Linked DNA regions of Homo sapiens: region 2 is linked to region 1. A link is a loop called in an ENCODE intact Hi-C map of the cell type or tissue named here. Cell type or tissue: CD4-positive, alpha-beta T cell. All regions are shown on one strand. Links, peaks and the distances in the headings refer to the core of each region. The heading gives the core; the rest is flanking DNA.

Region 1 (15,908 bases), core at 10,781-13,280:
CCCTTACTTAAGTTTAAGCCACTCTTAGTGTGGCATCCAATACTCATGGCCAAACATGATTCCTACTATACAAGGCTTAGGACATTACATCTGCAAAACCCACTGATTATTTGATACTAACTTTACCCCATTTAAATCCACTGGGTTGCATTCCACCTACAACTGATAGTAATCACAGTGTGACCACACTGCAAGAGATGAGACCACTGGACCAATCAGAACACAGAAGAGTTTAGCAGACTGGGACCAGCCGCACGCATATCCTGTGAGTGCCCACTTCTCAGACTCAGAGGGATATTGCTAGGGTACTTTATAAGCACCTTAAATGAGTTAGGGGGGAAAAGTGGCTTCCTGTAGGCAGCCACAAATCAAAAAGTTATATGGATCATCCCATGACAAAAACGTCCAAGAGTTAATTTCACTCCTTCAGCAAATTTTTATAGAGCACTTACTATGTGTCAAACATTGTTCTAGTCATCAAGGACACAGACACAAACAAAACAGGCAAAACTACCTGACTTTGTGCTGTTTACATTACAGTGGGGAAAACAAACAATAAAACAATAAATAAGTGAGATAAATAATATGTAGAATGGAAGTAAGTCAGTGGAGGAAAAAAAAATGTGGAAAAAAGGACAGGGACTAGAGTATGTTATAATTTAAATAAGGTGATCAGGGAAGGTTGTGCTAAAGGATGATGTTGATAAAAGACCCAAGGGAGTGAATAATAGACAAAGACAGGGACAGAAAGCTTCAATCTTCTCATCCCCAAAGCAAAAGGAGAGAATCCCAGATAACATGACTCATCCTCATGAACAGCTTTGGCAGAGGGTGCCGCTGGCTCAGAACTGCCCTTGAGTCTTAGTGAGGGAAACCTGGCACATGGGAGGTCCCACTGCAGTGGAGAGAGGTGAGAATTTAAAGAACTGCTCCATGAGAAGGTAATTATTGAGCATGTGCTGGACACCATTAGATATACAACAACCTTATCTATGAGCTAAGTTCTATTACAATGCTTATTTTGCACAAGCTGAGAGTGAGGCTCATCTTTTTGTTCTAGGTGGCAAAACCAGTTAGAGAGGAGAGAAGTTTTCCTGAGTTGCTGTTCTCAGCACCTTGCAATCCCCCACCCTAGCCCCATCCCACCATCTCCAAGTGACCACTTATCAGCCTAACACGCAGGCAATAGTAGGAATAGAGGAGAGTACCTTCAGCTCAGAAGTAAAAAGAAAGGACCCTAAGAAGAGTTGGTTCCTCTTGGGAGCCCTGGGCTGAGCATTCCTCCTCTTCTGACTATGCCATTGAGAGGGGCTGTGTGGGCCCAGGGGTGGGTGGCAGCTGCAAGTGTGGGGGAAAATGAGCCGGCCAAGTCTCCAGCATTAAAGGCTTTGCAGTTGCAGACACCAAGGGCTCTCTCCCCTTCCCGCATCCCATTCTACCCCTCCAACTCACTCTCCATCCCAGGACCTTCCTTCCTTAGCCATTGTTCCTCATGGAAATCAGGCGGCAAGGAAGATGCTGTCTTGGCACCGCCTCCCAAGGGAGCAGGTCTGGAATGTGCTGGGGACATTAGGTCTCCCAGGGAACTCCAGCTGGAGTCTGACTGCTCAGCCACTCCAGTCTGCTGGCTATAAACAGGACAGCCACCAGTACGGGGTGGAGACTGGACCCCAGCACGTGTCAGGACATGAAGACATATGACTAGGGCTGATCCTGGGTTTCAGATGCTCCCCAGGGCTCCAATCCCCTGAATGGCGGGAAGGGAGGGAGAGCAAACGAATTCCCCAGTAAGTGTGCAGGGAAGAGACTGTGTTCTCTCTCTCTTTCTCTTTCCCCATTAATCATGTGCTTTTTTAGTGCCTGGCACCAGGATAGTATTTACATATGTTATGTTGTTTCATTTTCATAACAGCCCTGTGAGGGAAAATCCATCTCATAAATGAGGGGCTGAGGCACAGAGAAATGAGTGATCACACGCTCGAGATGACATACCACCAGGGTTGTCTGAGGCAATGACCCTGGCTCTTAACTACTGTGGCAGAGTCTTTCTCTCTCGGCTCTCCCTCCATTTGCCCCTTCCTGATCTGTTATTCTTCCCTCCATCTTCTTCCTTTCTTCCCTTTCTTCTCTTCTGGCCTCCCTTTCTTCTTTGTATTCATTGATCCAATAAATATTTATGGCAATGTTACATGCCTGGCACTGTGCCTGGCACAGGGAATAAAGCAAAATCCCTCCTGATCAAGTTGACATTCAGTTGAGGGTAGATTGACCATAAAGAAACAATCCCACACATAAATAATTAGTTGCTGATGAAATGACTTGTTTCTATGCAGAGAACAGGAAGAGGATATGCCAGAGAGTGCCCGAGGCTGGGGGTGTTTTAAGCTGGGTGGTCATGGGGGCCTCTCTGAGGAGGCAATGTGTGAGATCAGACATGAAGGAAAAGAAGGCACCAGCCACAAGAAGATGTGGAGCCAGAGTTCTAAGGGTGGGAACAGCAGGTGCAAAAACCCTGGAGTGGGCAGGATCTTGGCAGGTTTGGGGTCTAAAAGGCCAGTGTGGCTGGAGCCCAGTGACCAGGCAAGAGAGCTGTAGGAGAGGTGCAGAAAAGGGTGGATTCTGGATGTGATTTCAAGAGCCCTGGGAAGTTTTTAGGAAGAGGAGCAGTATAATCTAAGTCATGTTTCTGAAAGAGCACTCCAGCTACAATGCAAAGAACAGGCTGAAGAGTGGCAATAGTGGAAGCAGGGAAATGAGTGAGGACACTATTGCAGTGGCCAGGAGGGAGAAAGTGGCAGTTTGGACCAGGGTGGGGACAGTAGGGGTGGAGAAAAATGAGTATTTACTGACAGCTACTAAGTGCCGGGTGCCAAGAGATGAGAAAGGCCCAATCCCCTGTCTTTGCAACGCATCTAGTAACAAGTTGTTCAGGGAAACAAGATCACTGAAGTCCTGTCCTGGGTGTGAAGACAGAGGTCTGCAAGGGCACAGGGGACCCAGTCGGGAAGGATCAGCTCCATTTCAGGAGGGAAGGGAGATTGTGGAGAGAGCTTAGTCTCTTCTGAGCCTCCAACTACTGCAGATGCAGATGACATTCTTGCGGCTAGCTTCAGGACCATGCTGGTGGATCGTACTCATGAGACCAGTGGGGTCCTACAGAATGAAAGTTAGTGTGTGCCAAGGGCTCCAACATTTCCTAAGTCAACCTGAAAGCTGGCATTGAAGCTATTTAGGATCTCAGCAAATGGAATTACTCCCAATAGGCAGCTGGCTTTTCCAAAAGTTCAGTAGAATTCCTTCTTAGTGATCACCAAGCTGAGACTTTAAGGATACACTGAGCTTCCCAGGCAAAGAAAGGGGCGACTCAGGGCATTCCCAAAAGATGCATGTTCAAAGAGGAGAAAGGACTGGGGCTTCAAGTCAACAGCCAGCAGCGCCAACTTGCTGGCAATGTGAGTGAGCCACCTAGGAAGAGGGTCCTCTAACCTCAGTTAATACTTCAGATAACTGCAGCTCCAACCCACACCTCAACTGCAACCCCCTGAAAGACCCCACGTCAGAACCCCCACCAGCCAAGCCACTCTCAAATTCCTGATCCAGAGAGTCTGTGAGCTATAATAACTATTTATTGCTGTTTTAGCCACTAAGTTTTGGGATAGTTTGTTACACAGCAGTAGATAACTAATATAGAAAGAAGGTGAGTGTTGAGATAGTATAGAAGAGAAGTTAGAGAGGAAACCAAACCAAGAACAATTTGCTAAGGGTATCCTTACCGCGTTTACAGGCTGTATGCCCAGGGGTCTCTGCTCTGTCTGTGGTCCCTGATGAGTCCAGTGGCGCATTCTTTCCACCCACAGCCACATCTCCATATGGCTGCTTCTTATGGCTGCTTACACACATAAGGACACTTCTAAAACTAGCTTATTAACACACAGAGCCTACTATGCGCCAGCTCTAAGCTAAGGGCTCTCACATATAAGTTTTTGTTAAATTCTCACAACAAAACTTGGAGGTGAACATTATCATCCCCAGTGCCCAGGACAATATCTAGCACAGAGTAAATATATGTATTAGCACGTAGTAAGACCACTAATAAACAGACCCCAAAATATCAGGGCCTTAAAGACAAGAAATGTATTCCTTTTTCACCAAAATCCTAGGGGAGAGTTGCCTGTAATGTGAAAAAACAGTTAATATAATCTTGGCTACTGTATTAATCAGGGCTCTCTGGAGAAAGAAAACCAATAAAATGGGGAGAGAGAGAGATTTTAAGGAATTGGCTCAAGTACTCGTCGGGATTGACCGGTCTGAAATCTGTAGGGCAGGCTGGCAATTATATGTATGTATACATACACATATATATTTCATTTATTTCTATATACATAATACTATATATAAAGAGTACAAAATTATATACATTTATTATAAAGAGTAAAAAATTATATATATTTATATATATAAAGAGTAAAAAATGTTGTGGGGGAAGAGAATAGAAATACAACTTCAAGGAGAAAAAGAACTAACTAGAATTTCTGATTCTTATTTAATAAGAACTCCTTCATGTATTGTTTTTCTAAAGCATATGGATGGGTATTAAATTGGGATGATATTCAGATTCCCTATGATACATTTAAAAGAGCAATTGAACAGCCTTATTTTTAAATGATTTTACTAAATATTATATCATTCGCAATGATTTAAACTTCTGAAATAAAATTATTCGTTATTCCAGTGACTTTCCAGCTTACAATTTAGAGGCAAATATTCCTTAAGAGGATATCAACTATCAATATTTTCAAATGTTGATAAGCTGTTACCTCATAATTTCTGCCAATTTATAATTTAATATTACACCGCATACTCAAATTGTCAACCTTTCACAGCACATTACCAAAGTTATCAGGAAAACTGGACTACCATGACCAAAGATGTTACCGAGTGCACACTATTCTGACAGGGAGCGCCACCATCAAGGAGCGGTTTTCTTTAACAATTCTACTTATAAACAACATGGGAATAGAAGTAATTTAAAATGTTTAAAAAGTATTAAATGCACGACTGTTTCTGCAAATTGCATTTTGGATGCTTTGTATTACAGGGTATAAATGACCCATCCCCAACTATGGAATGTTAAGCTGACAACCAAGACAGTCAAAGCCCTCTGTAATCAATATGCCACTATTATCTGGCCATACCAAAAAATAAACAATCAGCAAATTACCTTAAAAAAAAGCATTTACACTTAGAATTTGAATGAGAAAGGATTCCCTCCTTCTTAAAAATGTTTCTGGAGCTGCTAAAAAACTTGCATTTGTAAACAATAGTTGATAAAAATATTCCTCTGGATTGTACAAGAAGAGGGATAGAGACCACTGCTAGGACAGGGAAGATAATATCAATCAGAGTCAGCTTCCTTCTCTGGGCTTCATCAGAGCCTGGACTCTCCTCATTTTTTTAGTTCTTCATTTTCTGCAGGTAAAGCTTCTTTGGCTTCCTGGTTAGCCACCTCATCCTGTTTTCCCTTTTGTCTGCTCTTTTTTGTCTGAAGATTTATCCTTTCCTGCTGCCTTTGTGGGCTTCCTTTCCACTTTAGGGTTAGCTGACAACCTTGCAGGTCTTCTCTTGGGCTCTTCCTTCACCACCCTTTGGCTAAGCTGAGCTGACCTTCCTTTTGGGTGTCTTGGTGGCGGAGAGGGTGCGTGCCAGGTGCCTGCAGCGAGCGGTGCCGGGAGCCTTGGAGAAGCAGTGCTGCCTGGCTGCTGCAGCTCCTCTGGCTGCCTGAGCTGCTGGGACCCCTAAGCAACATTTTAAATTCTTATTTTACACATGAGGAAAACAAGGCTTAGAGAAGCTAAGTCGCAGTCACTTGTCCAAGGTCGCCCAGAGAGTAAGTGGCCCATCTCCAACCCAAAGGAAAAGGCAAGCCACAGACTGGGAGAAAGTACTTGCAAAACATACATCTGATAAAGAGCTTACAACCAGAATATAGAAAGAACTCTCACAATTCACTAAAAACAAAACAAACAACTCAATTTTTTTAAAATGGGTAAAACATTTAGACAGATACTTTTTTGGTTTTTGGGTTCTTTTGAGACAAAGTCATACTCTGTCCTCTAGGTTGGAGTGCAGTAGCATGATCTTGGCTCACTGCAATCTTCACCTCCCAGGTTCAAGCGATTCTCCTGCCTCAGCCTCCTGAGACTACAGACGCACCGCACCACACCCTGCAAATTTTTGTATATTTTTTAGTAGGGACAGGGTTTCAGTATGTTGGCCAGGCTAGTCTTGAACTCCTGACCTCAAGTGATCTGTCCATCTTGGTCTCCCAAAGTGCTGGGATTACAGGTGTGAGCCACCGTGCCCGGCCTGGACAGGTATTTTATAAAAGAAGATGTGTGAGTGGCCAATAACCACATGAAAAGATGTTCAGTATCACTAGTTATCAGACAGTTGCAAACTAAAACCATAATGAAACACCATTACTTACCCACTAGAATGGGTAAAATTTAAAAGGCTGACAATACCAAGTGTTGACAGATGGGGAGCAACTGAAACTCTCACACATTATTGATGGGAATGTATAACAACACAGCACTTTGGAAAACCGTGTGGTATCTTACAAAGCTAAGCATACACTTTCCGCATACCCAGCAATTCTATTCCAAACTATTCACAAAAATAAATGAAAATATAGTCTGGGCCAGGCGCGGTAGCTCATGCCTGTAATCCCAGCACTTTGGAAGGCCGAGGTGGGCGGATTAGTTGAGGTCAGGAGTTCAAGACCAGCCTGGCCAACATGGTGAAACCCTGTCTCTACTAAAAATACAAAAATTAGCTAGGCATGGTGGCACACACCTGTAGTCCCAGGTACTCGGGAGGCTGAGGCAGGAGAATCACTTGAACCTGGGAGGCGGGGCTGGAGGTCGAGGGAGGAGCTTGCCTGCAAGCATAACAAGGAAACTTTTAAATAGATGGAGAAGCTGGGCACGGTGGCTCACGCCTGTAATCCCAGCACCTTCGGAGGTGGAGGCAGGTGGATCACTTGAGGTCAGGAGTTCAAGACGAGCCTGGCCAACATGGAGAAACCCCATCTCTATTAAAAATACAAAAAAATCAGCTGGGCATGGTGGTGTGCACCTGTAATCCCAGCTACTTGGGAGGCTGAGGCAAGAGAATTGCTTGAACTCGGGAGATGGAGGTTGTTGCAGTGAGCCGAGATCATGCCACTGCACTCCAGCCTGGGTGACAGAATGAGACCCTGTCTCAAAAAATAAAAATAAAAATAAAAATAAAAATAAATACATGGAAATGATCTAAGTCTTGATTATGGTTGTGGTTATACAATTGCATATAATTACCCAAATTTCTCAAACTACACACCCAAATGGTTGAATTTTATTATATCCTTTTATATTGTTATATCTTACTAAAAATGCAGGTACACCACCATCCAAAAATATTAATAATTGCGGCCGGGTGTGGTGGCTCACGCCTGTAATCCCAGGACTTTGGGAGGCCGAGGCCGGTAGGTCACGAGGTCAGGAGTTTGAGACCAGCCTGACCAACACGGTGAAACCCCGTCTGTACTAAAAATACAAAAATTAGCTGGGCAGGGTGGCACGTGTCTGTAGTCCCAGGTACTTGGGAGGCTGAGGCAGGAGAATTGCTTGAACCCAGGAGGCAAAGGTTGCAGTGAGCCGAGATCGCGCCACTGCACTCCAGCCTGGGCGACAGAGCGAGACTCTGTCTTGAAAAGAAAAAAAAATACTAATAATTGCTGTGACTCCATGGTCCCTGCCTTTCCCACCTTCCTGTGCTCTCATCCCTGCCTAGCCTATGTCTCTCTGGTACTTCCCTCTGACTCCTAGGAAAAAACTCTCTGAGCCTTTCCAAGGCCAACCCCTTTGTACAAGTGCTGGATTCCATTTCTCCTCCTGCCCCAGTCACTTTGGATTTGTGCCGGGGTGAGCAAGATGGGTCCTGCCACAAAGGTCTGAGAAAGCAAGCTGGGGAACCAGGAAACACCAGACCCCCAACAGAGTTTAGCCAATGACCATCTTAACTAAGACTGCACTATTCATGGTCTTCAATGCTGGAGCCATCTTATTCTCCACTAGGATGTTAGGCTCCATACTCCAATTTGTCCCTTGCCTGATATCCTTTAAGATCAGTCTAATTTCTTTCAGCCTGTCTTCACTTATGTGGGTGCCTTAAACAAAATATGTGGTTTCTTTCCTGCAGGAATTTTCAGGCTTTTCATAGAAATCGATGCCATTGTGAATCTCTAAGAAAGAATACTGATTATGGAATCTCCCTGGCATTTTAAACCAGTGCCCACACAACACACCGTGAGGGCTTCTGCACAAAATAAGCAGACATTATCATATCTCCCAAGAGACACTCCAGCCCCAACCTTGCCAGGTCAAAGAACATAACTTTCCCAAAGGGGCTGAAGGGCAGCTGTGCCCTCAGAAGGCAGCAAAAGGTGGGCCTGGAGGAGGCAGAGCTCCCTCCCAACGCCTTCTCCTATGAATACAAAGAGGAAAGGTTACCCGTTTAGACCCAAAGGCAGCTCTGGGTCAGCCTTTTCCTGGAAAAGCATCCCCCTGGGGTCCTAGGATTAGCCCTGGGCCTCTGCAACCCAGGACCTCAAGTTTTTCTTTGGAAGGTCTTGGCTTTGGCCCTGGAGTGCTGGAGCACAGAGTCCTCACACCATCCAGAGTACTGCCTTCACAGAAGCATCCCCACCCCTGGGTTTATCCTTGGCGGATGTATGGGAGCCCAGCCCACAGCATGGAAAGCAAGCCCTGAAGTGGCAGAACCAGATGAACAACCCTGAGTCTGCCAGCTTCCTGGCGCAAGCGCCCATACCAGTCCTGACAAGGCCTGGAATGAGCCACCTCAGTGGGAAAAAGGAAGAGGAAGCTAAACGGAGGAGTGAATACCTTCACCCTGGCTCCGCCCCAAACCCTGCCTGCTGGATGGCAAGAGATGAAAGAAAAAGCCAAACCCTTCAGCGAAAGAAGGCAGGAGAGGAGAAGCAGGAGAGGGATGTCAACAAAATTCTAGAAAGGGGAAAACAGAAAAATGAGATTCTTTCCTTTCTCCCTGCTGAGCGTTTGGGGAAGAATCTCCAACAAGCTTAAGAGGCACCAGACACCTCTATGAAGTGGGCCAGGGTGAGATCCAAAACAGGACTGTGGGTAAGAACCTGAAGAAGGGGAAGGGGAGCACTCTCCAAGATCCCCTCCCTCACTTCATAAAGGGAAGATCAACCCCCTTACCCCGTATCCCTCCTCACTGCCAAATTGTAGAGTTATCATCTGGAGAGCCTAAAGGCAGGGATGGCAGTGGTGGGGTCCTGGTCATGCTTATTCCTCCCAACCCCCTTCATCGCCCCCTCCTCATTCTGCTCTCCCAATGCTGGCTGCCAGCCTCCAGGCAGGAGACTCAGAGGATCCTTCACTGGAAATCTTGCTGGCCCAAGGGAAATGACCTACATATTCTGCTACTTTGGGGTCCCCAATATTAGGGCCAGAATCCTATCCCACCCTTTTTCTGTGAAACCCTCCAAGAATCCAGCTCTGCTCCCACACAGGGCTTCCATTAGCTGTTAACTGCCTCACTCTTAAATAGGATCAGACAGCCAAGAATCAAAGTCATTTGAGGGAAGCCTTAACTACGAAAAACAGAAACCAAAACAAACAGAAAAAAGTGAACCTTAAGGAAACAGAGAAAATGTGAAGATCAGAATAAGAAAACAATTTTCATTATAATTACTACCCCTAAAGGGATAAGAGAAGATAATTAATTCATGAAACAAGAAGATGATGTTATAAAGAGGAATCCTGGACAAGAAACAGCTCTTGAAAATTAAAAATGACAGCAAAAATACAGAAGGGTTAAAATTAAAAAGGGAAGAAATTTCCCAGAAAAGAAAAGATAATAGGAAAAAAATTAAAAGTCGGAGAATCATTCGGGGAGTTCTAACATCCAAATAATTGAAGTTCCAAAAGAGAGAACAGAAAAACTGGAGAAAACTAACAACTAAATCATCTGAGAAAATTTCCCAGAGCTTAGGGACATGACATGCCAGATTGAAGGGCTCACCAAAGACTCAGAATAGAAGACAAGAACATATCAAGGCACATTACTGGGAAACTTCAGAACATCCAGGCATGCAGAGAAAACCCTGTAAGCTTCCAGAGAAAGAGAAAACAATTTATATCCAGAGATCATCAGTCAGAAGTATGTTATTTTTCTCAATAGCAACACCAAAAGCAAGAAGACAATGAAGCAACTCTTTCAAAATACAGAGGGAGAATTCTTTCTCACCCAGAGTTTTATACCCAGGCAACTATCAACAGTGTATGAGTGGTTTTTTAAAAATTTGCCTCTCGCAGATCCATTCTCACAAAGTGACTAGACAAGTAAACCCAGAAAGAGGAAGAAAAAGAACCCAGGAAATGAGGGACCACACAAAAGAGAACTGAGAGGAAGGGCCACAATGAAGATGGAGGACGATCTCAAGATGAAAGCTGTTTGGTAGGACCAAAGAGTGTATCATCCCAATTCTCCAGGTGGGATGACCAGAGATAGACCTGATACAACACAACTGAGTCTACAGTCATTTAGGGAAACTTAGAGTTATGTGTGTCCATTTTGGCACAACTTAATGCTAAATATATAGAACACCAAGCAGATGCAAAATGAGGCAAAGTTTAACTTCAATCAAAACAAAAGTTGTATAAGAAAGAAAATGTGATCACAGCACAGTATATGATTCTGTTCTTAACAATATTTACATAGTCACAATAATATAAACGTTGGATAGTAATTTAACCAAAAATGCCATGTAGCCAAGTCAAGAGGATGAAGGAAAGAAGTGTGTGTGGTGTACAATCCTAATCTTTCATAATAGGAATGAGGTAGATAACACCTAAAGCAGAAGCATAATGAGAGAAGAAAAATAAGAATATTATATAGAAATTCAAGGGTAAACATGGAACATATTTAAAAGTTTAGGCCAGGCATAGTGGCTCACGCCTGTAATCCCAGCTCTTTGGTAGGTCGAGGTGGGCAGATCACCTGAGGTCAGGAGTTCGAGACCAGCCTGGCCAACATGGCAAAACCCCACCTCTACTAAAAATACAAAAATTAGCCTGGCATGGTGGTAGGCACCTGTAATCCCAGCTACTCGGGAGGCTGAGGCAGGATAATAGCTTGAACCAGGGAGGCAGAGGTTGCAGTGAGCTGAGATCATGCCATTGCACTCCAACCTGGGTGACAGAGCAAGACTCCATCTCAAAAAAAAAGTAATAAAAATAAAATTTAAAAGATGTTTAAAGTGATTGTCTCTTTGGAATGGAATTTGGTGGGGGAAAGAGTAAAACAGGGGACTGCTTTCTTACATTGTAGAACTATTTGACTTTTTTTCCCCTTTTTCTTTTGAGGTATACTTAATATATAGTAAACCCACCTATTTAAAATGCACAGTTTGATAAGTTTCATCATAAGTACACCACAGTCAAGAGAGTAAATATATCCAGCACCCTCCACTCAAGTTTCCATGTGCCTTTGTAGTCCTCCTTCCCTCCAGGATTACTCCTAGGGAGGGACATATGGATGGCTGCAGATCAATGGCCACCCAAGAATGGTTCAACAGTTCCTGCCACTGTTTTAGTAAACCAGGGGGTCTGTGCTTCTAGTGCAGGTTCTCCAGATGCCAGCCTGGGGAAGACATCTCACTGTTCAACTTGGCCTTCAGCACTCAGCTTGAGAAATGTCTCTTCCAGGAAGCCCGTCATGACTGCCTCCCTGTGCCCATGCTCCCTTCCTTCAAGGTGTAACTCTCCACTTTGTAGTGTACTTGCTTCTTTTTCCCCTGCACCAAGTGGCCTGAGAGCCCTGCAAGAATGGAAGCCCCCTTTGACTCATAGGGGCTGACTCAGAGCAGGTGCGCAGGGAATGTTTGTTGATTGAAGGTATGAAATACATGACAGAATAGATATGTGGAAGGGTGAATGGGTGAGTGAATGCAAGGTGTTTTCCCACGCCAATGATATAAGGCTGTTTATGTTAAAGATGGTATCTCTTTAAAGACCACGTGAAAGCCCAGCAGAGGCTGAAATGGGAGGAAAGTGCAGAAACACAACTGGAGCCATGAGTCCATTCTTGGAGAGGTCTGAGAGACACCTGTCCCAGGATGAAATCCTGTCCCAAACATCTCTTCCCCTCCCCCTCCCCTCACCCCCAACCTCAGACCCAAGACCCACCTGGGGAGCCCTGGGCTGAGCTGACCCCAGCAACTGGAGATGTGACTCACTAGGGGGCACTCTTCCATCACACTGGCCCTGCCCCAGCAGGCACAAACCCTGCCCTAGGCCCTTCCCTGCAAACTCAGGGGCCTCTTCACATTCCCTGCTGCCTCTTGCCAAGAGCAGAGGATCTTTCCAGGCAGCAATGGCACATCCACCAAATCAGTATTCACTCAGTATAAGGTAGCTTTGCAGAAAAGGCAGGTGTCTGGGGTTACATTGATATTTCAAAATGGTCTTCCTTTATTCACCGGCCAGAATGTGCCCATTCTTAGATCCCCACCCCATTCTTTCCCAGTCTGATGGCTACCCACACAAAAATATACTCAAGTGTGCGCTCCTGCAGTAGTTCATCTATGTATTCACCAATATCCAGACACGTCTTCCATGCAGGACTGGAAATTGTGAAGGCGCTGGGCAGTTACACACCCTAGAAAAAGGGGAGGAAGTGGGAGCATTGTTCAGAGCTCCCTGCCCATTGTGTAACCTCACCATTCACAGGAATCCTCTTAGCCCTGGGCTGGCAGGGGCACCAGAAAGAAGCAAAGGGCCACAGAGGAAGGCCAGGGGCTCAAGGAATGTGTGCAGTTTGGAGAGGCAGGGCTTCTTCTTCTTCTTTTTTTTTTTTTAAACAGAGTCTCACCTGTCACCTAGGCTGGAGTGCAATGGAGCTATCTGAAGTCACTGCAACCTCTGCCTTCTGGATTCAAGCTATTCTCCTGCCTCAGCTTCCTGAGCTAGGATTGCAGGCGTCCACCACCATGCCTGGCTAATTTTTGTATTTTTAGTAGAAACAGGGTTTTGCCATGTCGGCCAGTCTGCTCTCGAACTCCTGACTTCAGGTGAACCACCTGCCTTGGCCTCCCAAAGTGCTGGGATTACAGGCGTGAGCCACCGCACCTGGCTGCTTCTTCATTTTTTTAGGACAACATCCTCTTACCTAAACCACTGTGGGGCTAATTTCATAAATCTCCAACTCTGGAGGATTTAACCCCCAAAGACACAGACCCCATGAGGCCCTTTGTGCATAACGGAGATTCCAGACCTGAAGCATGAGAGTGAAAGGGAGAGGGGGCAGCAGTGGAAGGAGGAGACTTGGGGGAGAAAACCTAGAGGCAGTGATGAAGGCAGGGGAGGAGAAAGGGGTGAAGGGGGGACAGGGGTTTGCAGAAGGACAAAGAGAAGAAAGTCCCCCACTTGGGTCTTCTTCTGTTCTTGGAACTGGAGCACTGGAACTTCCATCCTAATGTTCAGATTCTTCCTATGAATTTGCTTCATGCTCCAGATTCCGGTAGGTTTCCTGTTTCCATAACCTGTCAGAGGGAGTGTTCAGGGGAAGCTGGAAAAGTGAATTTCACAACTAACAGTCATCCTTTGATCTTGCCACCTGCACCCTGGAGCTCTCCTCCACTAAGCAACCATTTGGGAAGTAAGGGGAACATTTCCTTCCCGGCTCCATGGGAGGAGGCTGCTAGGGTCCCACCAAGAACTCACTTTCATGTTCTGGTTGGGTGCAGTGGGATGCAGCTGCAGGGCCAGACTGAGGCCATAAAACAGGCACAGACCCAGACCGGGGCTAAGGAGAGGCGATGGTGTGGGTGCCTGGATCCCTTGCTAAGCCCTGTACACACCTATGATGCAGCCACACCCCAAGGAGCTACACTTCCTAGAGCAAAGGCCTCCAGCCTGGCTTACTCTGAGAATTAGGTCACCTCCGCATCTTTCCTGGATAGGATTCCTGACCCAGCCAGCCACATTGTCATCTGGGAAGAATCATAACCTGTAGGAGGAAGAGAGGAGGTAAAGGAGAATGGGACAAAGTAGATTGAGACAAAGGTGGAAGAAGAAAGCATTGGCTCACTAAGAGAGCCTCTCTCCCCTCTGCTGTAGGTGAAGATTCATATGCAAGCAGGCTGGCCGGCCCAGTGTCCCCTGTGCACATCTGCCTCTGGCACATCTGAACAGTGGTCACCTTCTCCACCAACTATCCTGCAGAGCTGGGGTGGCCGCCAGCTTAGGTAGGCTCCACCGCAGGCCATGCCTGACAGATCTTGCCTTCTGTTCTTTCTGCAGAGAGAAAGGGAAAGGAAAAATAAAAGTACATGCACATTTCTCATTTAGGTTTTGGGATCCCTCTCCCGCTTCTGTCCCTTTGGGGACAGAAATTAGCAATCATGGGGGCCTGTGTGGCTCTGCAGCAGGCTTGTCCACTCCAAGATGTACCTCCTTCACCCTAGCTGCCTTGAACTGACGCCTTTCTGCAACCATCTCAAGAATATTTGTCAAACATTTTGTCAGGTATCCTCCCAAATGCCTGAAAGACAGGACTGTACCATGTGGTCTTTCCCCTGGTTTTACAACCCGAGTGCACATGTCCACAACCACTCCCCTGCCTCCACCAATTATGCTGTCCATAAGGTAAGGCCACTCAGAGACCTCTTTCCTTTCACTTCTAAAATTCCTACCTACAGTGGTATACTGATCACAGCTTCTCTTCGTAAGGGGATCCTTGGAAAGACAAATATCCCGTAGCTTGGCACAAATGATCCATTTGCTCAATCATCTCAGATCCAATCACTGTTTGAAACACAGTATTTGACTTCCAAGTAAAACACACACGTGCGCACACACACACACACTTTTTGTGAGTTTTATTAAAAATTAACAATGTCCCTGGCAATTAAGCTTGCAGAATTTCCTTGTCCTTGTTTCCCTCCAGTGAATTTGGGACTTGCAAACTCCATGCTGATGGGAGGACCCAGCCAGGGGTAGAAATCAGCCCTGACTCTCTGGGTGGACAGGGGCCTGACTGCCCCCACCTCACCCCAACTGACTTGTAGAGAGGGCTTGTGTGATGGGGAACGGGGACAGCATGTGTCAGAGCGAGCTTTCTGAAGAAGGGGTTTCCATCTAGCAGTGGAAGTGTCCTGGGGGCAGAGGAGAGGATTCCATGCAGGAGCCACAGAAGTGGGTACAGGGGAAAGCCCCTGGCTGGCAGGGGTGTAGGGGGAGGTAAAGAAGAGACTAAAGCAAGGACAGGGTAAGTGGAGAGAGGAGGGCTCCCAGTGTCTGCCCTGTCCATCTAGGGAGCCTGGATTCTGATAGCCAGGGAGGGGTTTTGAGAATGAGAAACCAAGCAGCCCAGTGGTTGATTACCTGGTTCTCACTGTGTGTGACTCTGGGCACGCTGCTTAAGCTCTCTGAGCCCTGGTGTCCTCATTTACAACACAGGGATGATAACAGAACTCCGTTGGAGGGTGCTTGGCAGGGCTGAATCGGATGACTGGGCGAAAAGCCAGCGGTGGCACACCTTGCACTCTGCGTAAAGGGGCGCCTATTATCACCTTGGGGAAGAACTGGACAGAGCGCCTGGCGGCGGGTGATTCAGTTGGGTAGGTGGGTCAAATTGACCGGATTTTCCAACCCAGATTCACACTTCCTGTCGAGACGGTCGTAAAATAGCTGGCGAAGGTGTTTGTAAACAAAAGTGCATTCAAAGGTTGCCGCTGGGGGTGAAAACAGCGGGGGTTAGGGGAAAGAGGCTCTGTGGCTGGAAGCATTCACTTAGCCCGGGGCACTGTCCCAGCCCAG
Region 2 (15,908 bases), core at 8,823-11,322, 180 kb after region 1:
TTCTTGATCATAGGAACATTTTCACTGAGCATCTAGAAGTAACACCCTTTGGCTAACAGTGGTATAGACTATTGATTGGTGACTGTAGTGGTGATTATCAGAATAGTAACATAGCTTTCATTATCTCGCAACACATACCTGTTGCTGAGTTCCAGCAATGTTCTGATAATTATAGTAATTAAGGATTTTCATGGAAAAGAGAATTTCTAAAGCATCATTTTTCTCCTTTAAATTCAGAACTTGAAGAAGTAAAAACTTCAGCCTTGGACAAAAACACTAGCAGAACTATTTGTAAGTGTTACTGTATTATCTTTATCCATTATTAGAAATGAAAAATGGTTGACTGCATATAAACATGATTGCATGAAGCTTGGAGGCCTCATGGTATCAAATGATAATGACACCATGCTGTTATTTTGCTGGTGCTTTGTAGACTGGTGGATAGGTCATGAAACTGTTAGAATATTGAATATTTTGAGAACTAAAATTTATACGTATTTTGTAACGAGTAAGCTAAAAAGTTTTACAAGCAAGAATATCATATATTTTTGAGTAGTCATAATTAAAGTATGACCATGAAATATGTGTAAGATGTTTATTAGCAGAGGGTTAGAAAATCTGGCTTGCAGTCTGGACCTAATCTTAAGCTAATTTCATCCAGGTGAAGGTGTAAGCTTAAAGATATTATGTTACTTAAACCTACAGAGCAGGTATGCAAAGTAGATTTTTATTTTTTGGTATCGGTTGTGTTTAGATATTATTACAAACTTCTTTTTTTTTTCTGACATGAAGACATCGTTGGGTCTTACTCTTCTTGCGGTAGTGTTAATAGCAGTATCTTAAAAGGATACTAGATTCTCTTCATGCAAGTAGACTTTAAAAAATTGGTTTTGAAAACTTCAAGTATATAAAAGTTCAGAGTACGCTTTGATGAACTCCCATGTGCCCATCCCCCAGCCTCAGTAATGATCAACACTTTGCCATTGTTCTTCCATTGATTCCCTCCTTTTGTGGTTGGTTAGGGGTGGAGGAGAGTATTTTCAGGCACATCCCAGGCATCAGATTATTTCACCCATAAATATTTCAGTGTAGATCTCCTTTAAAAGGGCCTTTAAAAAACCCCCACAATCACCTAATACCTATTCATTTTGATTTATCACATATAACAAAATTAACAGCAGTTGCTTAGTATCTCCAATAGATAGTCCATGTTCAAATTAACCCGATTGTCTTTAAAATGTCTTTTTTTCCTCCTGAATCAAGATCCAAATGAAGCCTACACAACTGTTGGGTGATATATGTTTTGTATTAATCAGAAACCACCAACCCTTTTATTAATATTATTTATTTATTGAAGAAATTATGTCATTTGTCCCATAGAATTTCCCACATTCTGCATCTTCCTGAAATCATTGAACATGTTTGTTTGTTTGTTTTTCTGTAAACTGGCAGATAGATTTTGCACTTGATTAGATTTAGAACCAACTCTTTTGGTAAGAATAGTCCATAGATGGTAGGTACTCTGTGCTGCCTATTTTGTCTTTTCATCACCTTGGGAGGCACAGAGTATCTGGATGTCCCAAAGGGGAATTTTTTTGCCTGTAAAATAATGTGACATATCGTCTACTTGCTGGAATATTTCTGAAAAGAAAGAAAAAACATTAAAAAAAATGTCACTGTTGCCAAAGTTTACTTTTAAAATTCTGGTGACTTTGCCCATTTCTTTTATGCTAGTAGGATATTACTTCTCACAAAGAGCAGTACTGCATATTCTTGGCCTCTGTCTGTGTCTTCCTTGCTGCCTCTCATCTTCCCGCCCTTTCTATTTATTCATCCACCCAGTACCTATGGAGAGTCTGTGGTGTGTTAGGCGGTATGACTGAAGCAGAGGACTAAACTGTGAGCAAAGAGATCCTTTCCTCGGGGGTTTATAATGTAGTGGGAGAAATAGACGAGGCAATATAGGCAATGATACCAACATAGCATGGCAAGCTATGATAAGGCAAGCACAGGGGATTTGGGAACCCAAGGATAGCTTCCTGAGAACAGTGACAGCTCTTCTGAGAGCTGAAGGGTGACCAGATGGTGGCAAATGAAGGATGAATGAGGGAATGGGAAAAATGCATAGGAAAGCCTGGAATTTGGAGGTAATTGAGCAGGGCGCATCTAGGGGGATCTGCCCAGCAGAGCCGTATCCTTGGCTCTGCTCTGGAAAGTGCTTGGACAGTACTGCTAACATATGCCTCCAGAATTCAGAATTTTTTTCTGTCCCTCCCAAGATTGAATAGCTTTCCTGTGGCATAAGGTAATTCTTGATGAAAGTCATGCCTTCATTCAGGCTACAGCCAAGTCTAGCTGCCCTAGAAGTCATTTGGTCTCTACGTTAATCTGTTCTGATTTATTGTTTGTTGATAGGAAGGTTAAATTTTAGAAAAGTTTTATTTTTCTTATTTCCATGTGTTTTTGAAAGCTGTAAGTTTTATCTTTTATCCTGACCTATCCCCAGAACTCCAAACTTGTATATCTGTCAGTTTAACGTCTGTGCATGGAGATATGAGGTACCTAGTTAGTAGACTAGGTACTCCAAATTTAACTTGGGCAAAACTCTTGATTTTCACATCCCCAACCTGCTTATTTTTATCTTTGTAAAGTTACCCTTATCCAAGTTATTGCTTGAGCCAAAACTTTTCATTCTTCTTTTTCTTTCTACTTTGGTACAATCCATTAGTAAGGTATGTTGACTGTGTTCCCAAATCCACTTACTTCTCATCTTCACTGTGACACTCTTGTCCAAGCCAGTGCTGTCTCTCTGAATTACTCTGGTAACCTTCTAACTTGTTCCCTGCTTCTGCTCTTGCTCCCCTACACGGCATTCTTCACACATCATGCAGTCATTTTTTGTTAAGTGACCGTGTGAAATTGCTTTGCTTGAAACCTTGCAATGATCCCCCATCTCACTTAGGATAAACCCCAAATGCCTCAAGTTTTGTTCAGTAGAGTTATGATGTGAGTACTCGTGATCAAATCTTTCATGAATCTCCAGTCACACCAGTTCTACTTCTGTTTGCATCTTCCACTCTGCCTGCTTATGTCATTTGTATCTTGCTGTGTGTTTTTTCTCAGTTTGCTTCTGCGTGTGTGTGTGTGTGTGTGTGTGTGTGTGTGTGTGTGGCTGTGGCTGTGTCATTGGGTTATTTTCCCTGTTGCTGAGGCTTTCTTTTTGTCTCTCTTATTTATATATTTATTTATTTGTTAATTATTTTTGAGACGGAGTCTTGCTTTGTCACCCAGGCTGGAGTGCAGTGGTGTGATTTTGGCTCACTGCAACCTCTGCCTCCCGGGTTCAAGTGATTCTCCTGCCTCAGCCTCTCGAGTAGCTGGGACTACAGGTGCGCACCACCATACACGGCTAATTTTTGTATTTTTTTTTCAGTAGAGATGGGGTTTCACTATGTTGGTCAGGCTGGTCTCAAACTCCTGACCTCAAGGGATCACCCACCTCAGCCTCCCAAAGCGCTGGGATTACAGGTGTGAGCCACGGCACCCAGCTTGCCTCTCTTTTTAAAATAATATAAAGCTGAGTATCATTTTATTTAATGAATAGAGCCTTTAAAAACAGAAAAGCAAAACAATTTCTGTTGTACTCTCAAAAAAGAATAAATGTTTTTATAAACTTGTGGACCCTTCTGTCACTCAGTCTTCTGTGAGTCAGTGGTCCCTGGCAACAAAATGATGTCTGATTCCTCTAACCCAAACATTGTTGTTGAAGAAATATGAAGAATATATAGATCTGCACTGTCTAGTATGGTAACTGCTAGCCACATGTGGCTTTTTAACTTTAATTACAGTGAAGTAAAATTAAAACATCAGTTCCTCAGTTTTACTAACTACATTTCAGTAGCTTTAGTTGTACTTATATTTGAATGCTTAATAGCCACAGGTGACCAGTGGCTACTGTATTGGACAGTACTCTAGAGAACATTTTCGTCACTGCAGAAAGTTCTGTTGGACAGCACTGCTGTAGTATATTTTATGCACTGGTATGTTTTATGTATACCACTTGTGAGTGACTGTTATACTCATTAGCCAAAAATTCTATTTAAAATCTTTTTTCTTTCTTTTTTTTAATCTTTGTAAAGGTACCCTTATCCAAGTTATTGCTTAAGCCAAAACTTTTCATTCTTCTTTTTCTTTCTACTTTGGTACAATCCATTAGTAAGGTCTGTTGACTTTTGTATTAATCAGAAACCACCAACCCTTTTATTAATTTTATTTATTGAAGAAATTATACCATTTGTCCCATAGACTTTCCCACATTCTGCATCTTCCTGAAATCATTGAACATTTTTTTTTTCTGTAAACTGGCAGGTAGATTTTGCACTTGATTAGATTTAGAACCAACTCTTTTGGTAAGAATAGTCCATAGATGGTCTGTCGCCCACGCTGGAGTACAGTGGAGCGATCTCGGCTCACTGCAACCTCTGCCTCCCAGGTGCAAGCGATTCTCATGCCTCAGCCTCCTGAGTAGCTAGGATTACAGGTGCCTGCCACCATGCCCAGCTAATTTTCGTACTTTTAGTAGAGGCGGGGTTTCACCATATTGGCCAGGGTGGTCTCAAACTCCTGACCTCAAGGTGATCCACCTGCCTTGGCCTCCCGAAGTGCTGGGATTACAGGCGTGAGCCATCACACCTGGCCTAAAATATTTTTTTTAAACTACAACAAAAACATCAAAAAAATTATGTGAACTTCCACCAATATGCTACTGGTAACTGATCTTACAAAGAATGGGCACATGAAAAGAACAGAATACTTATTTATGTATATTGGGTCACAAAGCAGTCATATTTGTTTAAAAAGCTAAATGTGCTTTTTGTTTTTATTTCAGATGATCCTGTACATGCAGCTCCAACCACTTCTACGCGTGTGTTTTATATTAGTGTAGGGGTTTGTTGTGCAGTAATATTTCTCGTAGCAATAATATTAGCTGTTTTGCACCTTCATAGTATGAAAAGGATTGAACTGGATGACAGGTATTGTACATATTTTGGGAAAGAAAAAAAATGAAAGCAGTTATTTGTATATATGTGGGAGCCCATACACATCGATGCACAGTGGTGCAGGGAAAGGAGGGAGGATGATTAAGCCCCAGCCAAAGGAAAAATAAGATGACCTAATCACTGTCTCTGGTTTCTCTGATTTTATTTTTATTTTTTAAAAATTAAGAAGTCAGAAATTAGTTTTTTAGTTGTTGAGGAAGAAGTGGAGAACAAGTAGTTTTTTCTATTCCCTTTGACATGACTCTACCTCAGACCATTGCCTTTTCAAAATAGCCCTGTTTCTTCCTTCTAGATCTTGCCTTCATCATTCTCCCTTTCTCTCTTCCTCCCTCCATCCATCCAGTAAACATGTATTGAGCACCTGCTCTGATTTAAACCATTGGTTCTCAACCTGGTTACACATTAGAGTCAAGGAGAAGCTTTGAAAACATACTGGTATTTGGGTCCACCTTCCAGAGATTTTGATGCAGTTGGTTTGTGGTAGTATTTGGGGATCAGTATTTTTCATAAAGCTTCCTGGATGATTCTAATGTACAGCCAGTTTGAGATATACTGGGTTAGATACTATGCTAAGTGCTGGGAACAGAAAGAAAGAATGATATACTTTATAGTTTCAAGATTTTAATCTTTTACATTAACCTGTAATTATAAAAGTATGTAATTTGATGACTGTGATATGTATAGTAAAGTGTGTGAATACAAAAGGTGCTTGTCCAGCCTCAGTGAGTCAGAGATGACAAGGAGGACATTATAGTCAAGTTAGGGTGAGAGGTACAGATGGAATGATAGGTTTATTTTCATAACAAACACTTCTTACTTCCCTCCTCTGTGATTTCCAGTTGCTGCCTGAAGACATGCCCCAGCTTTGTGACTTCTTTGAAAGCCCTCCTTTATGTGGAGACGTATCATCCATACTCTTTGAACCTTTTCTCCTCTTATTGCTGTATCCTTACTTGCGCTCCAGTCAAATGATCACTTATTCCTCACTTTCGCCCCACACTTTGCCCTTCAGGACTTTTGTTCATGCTTTCTTCTTCCCACAAGCCTCCATGCATTTTCCACCAGTCCAAACTTGGTCCGTTCTTCAAATTCCAGCTCCATTGCTGTCTCTTTCATGAAGTCTTTTCTAAGCCTCCCAAACACCCCTTTCTCTTTGTCTCTGTCTCTGTCTCTCTCTCTCTCGTAGCAGTTATTGCACTTTTTCTTCTATAATTTTTTGTGTAATTGTCTTACCTTTAGAATGTAAGCTTTTTCCAGTTAGGGAGCAGTGTGTCTTACTCATTGTTGAGTCACCAGTCCTAATTAGTCTTAACATGCAGCTGGGAAGCATATTTGTGGCGTAAGAATATGAAGGGGAAGGGAGCTGGTTGGATTCAATACCTGCCCCTTAGTACTCTTTGTCCCCACTGTTTTATTTTCCATTTCTGTGTGGAGAAAGAAGAGAAAAGGGATACGAATGAGAAGGAAGTACGTATATGATTTGTTTCAGAATATGTTTTGTGTACATGATGGTGGTGAAGTTAGGTTTAGATTTTACAGGGGAAGAAATGGCATTTGGAAGCGATTGAGGGAACATTTTGATAGGACTTTGAGAGAGGATACAGGTAGAGAGGTGACTGAAGAGCATGACATTTGGAAGTCAGTCTTGATATAGCCAGAGAGTTGCGTTTTCCTTGAATGCTTGCATGCGTGCTAGGGCTGTGAGCCCACATAGGCCAGAATTTTGCAATAACTTTCAGATTCCATGGGGCATCTACCTCTGCCTGCTGAAATAATTAGTTACCATCCATGAATTGGTGTTCCAGTTCTCTTTAGTTTTCAGGCAAAAGTTTCCAGACATTACCTGAGTAAAACCAGCTTATATTATCACGTTTTCAGAGCATAGTCTAGTGGTCAAGAGTACGGACTCTAGAGCCAGACCATCTCTGTTTGAAGCCTGGCTATTCTGTTTACTAGTTTTATGGGCTACATGGATTAAGTTATATAGCCTATGTGTGTCTCAGTTCTCCTCTGTAAAGCAGAAATACACACCTAGTAGGTATGTTGTGAGGTTTTAATGAAATACAGTAAGCTCTTAAAACAGAGCCCTACGTATAGTAAATGGCATTTTATGAAGTTTTTAATAAAGTTGCAATATGCTAGTATGTCCAGAATTGGTTCCTTCTGGTGGGTTCTTGGTCTTGCTGACTTCAAGAATGAAGCCGCGGACTCTCGCGGTGAGTGTTACAGTTCTTAAAGATGGTGTGTCTGGAGTTTGTTCCTTCAGATGTTCAGATGTGTCCGGAGTTTCTTCCCTTCTGGTGGGTTCATGGTCTCACTGACTTCAGGAGTGAAGCCGCAGACCTTCGCAGTGAGTGTTATAGCTCTTAAAGGTGGTGCATCCGGAGTGGTTCGTTCCTCCTGGTGGGTTCGTGGTCTCACTGGCTTTAGGAGTGAAGCTGCAGACCTTCGCAGTGTTACAGCTCATAAAGGTAGTGCGGACCCAAAGAGTGAGCAGCAGCAAGATTTATTGTGAAGAGCGAAAGAACAAAGCTTCCACAGCGTGGAAGGGGACCCAAGCAGGTTGCCGCTGCTGGCTTGGGTGGCCTGCTTTTTTTCCCTTATTTGGCCCCACCCACATCCTGCTGATTGGTCCATTTTACAGAGAGCTGATTGGCCCATTTTACAGAGTGGTGATTGGTCCGTTTTACAGAGTGCTGATTGGTCTGTTTTTACAGAGTGCTGATTGGTGCGTTTACAAACCTTTAGCTAGACAGAAAAGTTCTCAAAGTCCCCTACCTGATTAGCTAGACACAGACCACTGATTGGTGCGTTTACAAACCTTTAGCTAGACACAGAGTGCCGTTTGGTGCATTTACAATCCTTTAGCTAGACAGAAAAGTTGTCCAAGTCCCCACCCGACCCAGAAGCCCAGCCAGCTTCACCTCTCACTAGTAGTGATGGACAAAGTTCTTCTGCCCTTTCCTGTCCTATTAACAATTATTTATTACCTGCCAGGCAAGCTAACAGTGGTGACCAGAAAGCTCACATCCAGTTATCCAACAGCATTTAAGAGACATCTGCTGCTTCTCTCTCTGCATAGGGGCCACTGGGATTACCATTTATTGAGTGTTTTCTGTTTACCAGTACTGTACCCCAGGTACTTTATATGTATTATCTTAACACAGCCACCTAGAAATAGGCTTGAAGAGATTAAATAACTTTTTCAGGATTGCTCTTCTAGGAGCAGGGCAGAGCAGGCGGGACTCAGTGTTGTAATAGCTATGTGTTAATAATCCACTATTGTCATTGTATAAAACACTTGCTGTGTGCCAGGCACTGTTCCCTGTGCTTTACATTCATGAACTCCGTTAATCCTCACACAGTCTGGTGAGGTTAGATGGAGCCCATGGCTCCGTGGAATTCATTAGAAAGGGATGGTAGTGTTCTTCCATTCCAGGCACTTAGGAGCCACTGCTTGTTATAAACAGATCTCATTAGAGGCAGAGAATTAACACTGCCTGAGATATGCCCATGCCAGGGCAGTTGGAGCTCATGTGTGTGGCTTTCCCTCTCTCAACACTGCAAATTGATCTTTTCAGTCTCTTTGTTACGCCTGATGAGTCTGTCCTGGATAGGCAGAGCTTCTCTTTACATTCACCCTGAAGTCCTGCAGAGGGGTTGGTCTGCAGCGTGTCTCTACTGTAGTCTTTCCCTGTTAGTTTGTGACTGTGGGAAAGTTTATTACTCCTTTGTGGGATGCTTGAACTTGTCATCTGGCAGCATCTTAATTTTTCTCTTCCAGTTTCCATTATCCCCACCACCGCCCCCATGCCATTACTGGTGACAGAGTTTCCCTTTAAAATCTTTGATTTTATATTTAATGCCTAACTGTCTGACACATAGTAAAATACTCAGTAACTATTTGGTTGAATAACCAATGAATAGAGGGAGGAAAAAAACCATTTTGTTTTACCAATCATTCTTTGCTTTTTTCACAATAGTTTGTGCCAGAAATGACCATTCTGTCTGGTTTATGTTTTCTGTCCCAGGGAAGCGTGGTTTTCTCTGTTCATTGATTGACTCAGTGTTAGTTGAGCTGTCACTGGGGCTCACTCTGGCCCACTTGCGGCTTATTGTGCCAGGTACTGGCATAAGTGCTGGGGAAGGAGAGGTGAATAAACAGGCACTTGTCCTGCCTTTGTGGAGTTTATAGTCTGGTTGGATGAGACAGATATTAAACAAAAAAAATCCTTACTGGAATGTAGGGGTCACAGTCTTTGTCTGTTGCATTCATTGCTGTATCTCTAGCACCCAGTACAGTACCTGACATGTAGTAGATACTTAATAAATATTTGTGGAATGAATGGATGAAGTGGAGTTACAGAGAAAAATAGAAAAGTACAAATTGTTGTCAGTGTTTTGAAGGAAAATTATGATCTTTCCCAAAGTTCTGACTTCATTCTAAGACAGGGTTAGTATCTCCATACATAATTTTACTTGCTTTTGAAAATCAAATGAGATAATCTATTTAGATTGATAATTTATTTAGACTGGCTATAAACTATTAAGTGCTAGCAAATATACATTTTAATCTCATTTTCCACCTCTTGTGATATAGCTATGTAGGTGTTGACTTTAATGGATGTCAGGGGTAGGTCCCTAATTGCTTCTTGCTTCTATCATAACAGTAAGTCTTGGATTCAAAAAAAAATTTCGTTCTGACCACTTAGCATAGTGCTTTGCTTATTTTAGGGACCCACTTAATATCTGTTGAGGGAATGAAAAATTGACATAGATGTCCCTGTAACGCCTTTGTGTGCCTACAGTCTTTTCAAAAATTCTGAGGTAGCACAAGAGTGCCACCTACTGTTAAGTTAATGGAGAGACTGTGTCTGTGCACTTAGTCATCAGTGATGTTGGTTGCAGATAATACTTAAGAAGTACTTTCACATATCTCATACAATTTGAGCCTCACAAAAATCCTGTGAGGTAGATTATCTTAATCCCATTTATTTCCTCCCCTTTTGAGGATGGTAATGCTCCTCTTCCCTCCCCATTATTGAAGTCTGGACTTCTAACAGCTTTGATATCTGGTTTGATTTTTGAGTGGTACTCAACTGTAAAACAGAGTCCTGTAATCCCTTTTTGCTCTAACGACTGGAGATGCATAATATTCACATAATTAATATAACTATAGTAGTATACTATAAATTAGTAACAATAATTTATAAAGATATGTTTGAGGGCTAGGCAATAAATGCTTTACTTATTTATTTTTCATGTAATCGTTTTAGCAATCTTATCAGAGGATAGTGTTATGCACACTCTGTCCACGGGAATTTGAGGTTCCAGAGGATTAAATAGTTTGTCCTAGGCCGTACAGCTAGTAATCGATGATACTGGCAGTTCTGACTTCACGGTTTATGCTCTTCATCTCTTTTCTATATTGACCTATACCCACTGCATTATAAACTCATATAGATCAATTCTGTAATAACGTTGAGCCAAAGAAGCTCTTCCAGCACTCTGACCAGATGATAGCCTAATGAATCTTTATTATAGTCTCTTTGAGTTGCAAAGTATCTTCGCAGAGTTGCTGGAGAAACAGGGCTAACTGCAGCATCACAAGAAGAAGTATCAGGTTGGTGCAGTAATTGCAGTTTTTGTCATTAAAAGCAATAGCATTAAAAGCAATGACAAAAACTGCAATTTGCAATTACTTTTGCACCAATCTAATAGATAACCTAAAATGATGGACATCTTCAGGGAAGGCATGCTGGGGGGGCATTTCATTAGGCAAACATGTATCTTGAGATCTATGGTTGTGCTGAGCAGAATGGTTTGCATATTATAAGTGCTCTCCAAATGTTTATTGCAGGACATTTCTATCTTAATTTTTGCTATGACTTTCTACAGATGTTTGGTTACAATAGCAGATAGTAGTATATTGTATTATTAGCCATAGAAAGGCTACATAAAGACTTACAGTCCTCATTGCCTGGATGTTATATATTTACATTTTTCAGATTTGTGTATGGGCTCTTGAAATTGATAAACATTCATATATAAATGTTATAGATTACATAGCAGCCGTGTGTGTGTGTGTGTGTGTGTGTGTGTGTGTGTGTGTGTGTGTGTTTTGTTTCAGAGACAGGGTCTCACTATGTTGCCCAGGCTGGCGTCAAACTCCTGGACTAAAGTGATCTGCCTAACAGCCTTCCAAATAGCTGCAGCTACAGGCTTCACACCGCACTCAGCTTTATTATGTATTTTTTTAAATCACCAGTTTTTGAAAATACAGAATTATTATGTGGGAAGTGGTCAGTTAAAAGATTTTGCATATTAAGGAAAGTTGGAGACTTGATTGGGCACTGCTGATCCTGTAGCTAAGAGAGGCATTGAAAGACCTATCCTGCTATCTGGTTTCACCCTTCATGCTGAATTTCTATGTTTCACGTCTCCACTGCTGCAAAATTATAAGAACTAAGGCAGTGAGACCGAAATGTACCCACGAGACAAGGTTTCTCCCCACTGAAAAGACAAAACTACATGCTTGAGCAGCATTACTTTGCAGTAATCTTGAACACAAGGTTTACAATTATTTGAACCTATCATCTTCTTGGTGTCCTGTATTATTTAGAGAATATGGTGTAGTGTTTCAAGTACTAGAGATTTCCCAGAAGTTGGATGAAAGGGAGGGATTGGGGAAGTAGAAGAAGCAAAATGTATTGTGTTTAAATAAACTTGAACCAAATTTGATACTTTTTTTTTTTTTGAGATGGACTGTCACTTTATCGCCCAGGCTGGAGTGCAGTGGCGTAATCTTGACTCACTGCAAACTCCACCTCCCAGATTCAAGCGATTCTCCTGCATCAGCCTCCCGAGTAACTGGGACTACAGGCACGCGTCACCATGCCCGGCTAATTTTGTACTTTTAGTAGAGACAGGGTTTCACCATGTAGGCCATACTGGTGTCGAACTCCTGACCTCCAGTCATCTGTCCGCCTTGGCCTCCCAAAGTGTTGGGATTACAGGCGTGAGCCACCGCACCTGGCCAATACTCCTTTCTAAGCTCCGAGCATGTTGGCACATTTGATTTGGTTTGCTCTTTCTTTATCTGTAGGCCATTTGATATTGGGCCATCATTGAAAGAGGCCTGTCTTTCTTCTTCTTTTCTAAAAAGCAATCTAATTGAATGACATGGGCTCTTTTTTTGAGAGATGATCCGTAGTTCCCTAACATATTTGTGTGTGAAGTTTAGGACAATTAGCTGAGGTGTCTGAGCACTAGTACCTACATTTCTGAATAATTTTGATAAGATGAACTCGCTTAATGATTTTGGAGATAGAAATGAAAGAAAAAATAGAGCTCTATAGGAGTTAGATTAAAATATCAGTATTGGAACATCATGAATTATTGTGATCTCCGTAAGGATTTTAGGCTGGTTTTAATGGCTATGTGCATTTTGTATGTATGGAAAAAGGAAATTTCTCATTGAAACTGACTTGTCAAATATTTCTCTCAAAAATTGTTTGCAGCATTAGTGCCAGCAGTAGTTCCCAAGGGCTGTCTCAGCCATCCACCCAGACGACTCAGTATCTGAGAGCAGACACGCCCAACAATGCAACTCCTATCACCAGTAAGAGTTAATTTAATTCTAAAGCCAGTTTACTCAAGTTGTCTATGCTGCTTCCCAGTGGTCTTGCATGGTTAGTGTACTTGTGGGACATGTTGTGTAAATCGTATCTAAAGTATGCAAAATTAGGTATGCTCTTCAACTTTTGCTTTCTAGAGCATTGAATGAAACATTCTAAAATTGAGGTATCAAAAATGAAATTTAAGTTTGCTAGAATTGGTGTGGCTTTCGGGAGATTTCCATAGATTTATTATACTAAAAGGGCTACTAAGTCACTTCTATAGAAATTCAAAAGGAAGATTTTTCAGGTAACTATATGGAATTAACTATTGAGCTGCATAAAGACAGAGACTTTAGACTGTAAGGAATTGTTTGATGGTCTTATGGGCCATGGTGAAGACTTTACATTGTTTTTTAATCATAATAGGAAGTTAGCTACCACTGGAAAGTTGAGAATGTCGGATCTGATTTCCTTTTTTGGACTGGCATTTATTCTTTAGTAAAATAAGATTAAGATATCTGTCCTCTACCCAGTGCCCTATTGTGGTTTTCCAGTACTGTCTCCCATGAAAAAGAACCAGGATTTTTTGGAGAAATGGCTGATTCCAGGTCTGAGTTAGGAAGTGAACAAGATAAGCCTGGGACATGTTGCTGAGTCAGATATCAAGGAAATAGCTAAGACTTGAAGAGCTTCCACTGGCTAAAGATAGGACCATTTGATCATCAAAATGAATAATGACTATAATGAATTAAAACGTAAAATGTGTAAAAATCCACAAATTTGTAATAATACATTATTTAACAAAATTGTTCATTATGAGAGGTGACTAAGGCTCCAGTGAATACCTTACTCTACCAACTGACTACATGAACTGTATTTCAGGTTAACCAGATGGTGCTGGTGGATGAGAGAAAATTTTTCTTTACAGATGATTCTCAGCTAATAAATGTGGAAGAAATTATATAATTAGAAAATCACATGTGCAACTCCTGATAAAATAGTTGATTCAGAAAAAGATCATCAGTGATTGAAAGGAAAATGGGGAACTCTGCCATTGAGGGATCAGGCTGTCACCACCTGAATACACTGATGAACTCAGCATTACTAAAAGTAGGGGACCTAGGTATTTCGTACCCAAGGATATGATGTACCATTCATGGAGCATTCTTTTCTGTCCCTGCTGCACCCCCTACAAGTTAACCTGGATCTGATCAAGGTTATAGACCTGACTTACAGTTTACAGGAAATACTACTTGAAGAAGTAGAGGCCAAACATTTTCCAGGGTAGCCGACCCAGTTTCTTCAATAAGACAGTGGCAAGAAAAAAGGAGGAAAGAAGGCATTATACAGTAAACAAAATTTAAGGGAAATAATAATAGCAGCTACTCTTCCCACTAATGAAGAAAGAAATATATGCTTTTTAGGAAATACGATAGATGTGAAAGTAGTTTAAGCTACTCAGAAGAGGCACATCATTGCTTTTAATGTTTAAATATCAATCTTTGCTCATTAGAATGGATTCTTAATTGTTATACGTGACCTCAAAGAGGTAGGGAATTGTTGTTATACATGCTAAAATACTTTCTTAAAAAAGTCAAAGGGGCCGGGTGTGGTGGCTCTTGCCAGTAATCCCACCACTTTGGGAGGCCAAGGCGGGCGGATCATGAGGTCAGGAGATCAAGACCATCCTGGCTAACACGGTGAAACCCCATCTCTACTAAAAATACAAAAAATTAGCTGGGTGTGGTGGCTCGCGCCTGTAGTCCCAGCTACTTGGGAGGCTGAGGCAGGAGAATGGCGTGAACCCAGGAGGTGGAGCTTGCAGTGAGCTGAGATCACGCCACTGCACTCCAGCCTAGGCAACAGAGTGAGACTCCGTCTCAAAAAAAAAAAAAAGTCAAGGGAAATAAATTTATTTATCTTTTAAAAATTGTTGCCATCAATAAGAAATTTACTTGTTTGTAATCATGGCCATTACCGTAAGGAGCTAGATAATTTACTTACTACATATATATATACTGAAAACAAACACTTTTTAAAAAAGTCAATAGAAATACATTTGTTTACAGATAGAAAAAGAGGAAGAAAAAAATATTTGAAGACATAGTAGCCAAGAATTTTCTAAGATAACAACGCAACAGATCACAGATCCAGGAAACTAAGAGAACTCCAGGTAGAATTAAACATTCACATATACTCACACACCTAGACAGTCTATCACAGTCAAACTGCTGCCAATCAGTGGTTTCAGGTGGTGTCAGTCTACATGCATTGTAAAGTTGCCCAAAACTTTTCATGTGGTTCTCCTGGCAACCATTGATGATCATTGCATAGGTCCACTAATTTTGGGGGGAGGTTTCTTCCCATTATCTGGAGATGCCATTCCAACTTCTACTTGCTAAAGCCAGATTTTCCTTTTATTCTAACATTTTTTTTCTTGAAGTGAAAACTAATTTGTGGCTGTAAATTCTGTTTTTACTGTCATTGAATTAAGAATGAATGGGAATTAAGGGAACTTATTAAATTTGAATCTCACAATGGTTTTACTAGGATGTGGTAATACCAGAATAATTACATTGATTATGTATTTTGTTTGAAAAAAGCCTTTTCAAACAAAAATAACTTTCTGTTTGAAACTTTTTGTTTGTTCAAACAAAACAACTTTTCAAATGAAGAGATGTTTGAAAAAAATCTTTTCAAACATGTCTTCATTTGAAAAGTTGGTGTGTTATGAGACTATATTAGAAAACCTTTTGGGAGAAAAACTGTCCATAAGAAGGATTAAATGAAATTTCACAGATCAAAGCTTGTTTCATTTGGCTAAAAGGCAATTGAAGTGGTGGTCATGGTAATACTATTTTTAGGATTTCTTGTTGCAGTTCAGAATTTTAACATTTTGGAGTAGTATTGTGGTGGGTGAGGAGACATTTCTTTAACATTTAGTGTGGCCTTCAAATAACTCTCCTAGTTCATATATATGCCTGTTTCCTTTTATGATTCTTACACTCATTCCTGTGACCTGAGTCCTGAGGTTCTAACTGAACTAGTTGACTCCAATACCATAATAAGGGTATTTATATTGCTTGGTTTGGCTTTGTTGGCTCCTTAGGTTATCCTACCTTGCGGATAGAGAAGAACGACTTGAGAAGTGTCACTCTTTTGGAGGCCAAAGGCAAGGTGAAGGATATAGCAATATCCAGAGAGAGGATAACTCTAAAAGATGTACTCC

The links. Hi-C counts contacts between places; a loop is a spot of excess contacts. Peaks named below come from ENCODE experiments on the same cell type or tissue, not always from the same donor. Only the 100,000 strongest peaks of a DNase experiment are listed, where the experiment ranks them.
Region 2: it touches region 1 in a loop (4-fold over the local background); 15 of 110 quality-filtered maps call a loop at or near these places.

Annotation. Positions count from the first base shown.
Region 1 is chr3:134,374,989-134,390,896 of GRCh38, reverse strand. It overlaps a transcript of AMOTL2 not described here and the pseudogene HMGN1P9. Among named protein-coding and RNA genes, the nearest start is that of AMOTL2, 8.5 kb to the right of the region's middle. RefSeq lists enhancers at 8,321-8,820, 14,793-15,590, 15,591-15,908. In CD4-positive, alpha-beta T cell, for the core only: no CTCF peak of the experiment used is centred there; a DNase peak (open chromatin) is centred at 12,326.
Region 2 is chr3:134,191,855-134,207,762 of GRCh38, reverse strand. RYK (receptor like tyrosine kinase) reads left to right here. Exons shown (of 15, transcript NM_002958.4): 5 at 238-291; 6 at 4,889-5,033; 7 at 12,581-12,681; 8 at 15,789-15,908. Among named protein-coding and RNA genes, the nearest start is that of RYK, 51 kb to the left of the region's middle. In CD4-positive, alpha-beta T cell, for the core only: CTCF peaks have their summits at 9,707 and 9,906 (motif pointing left); a DNase peak (open chromatin) is centred at 9,892.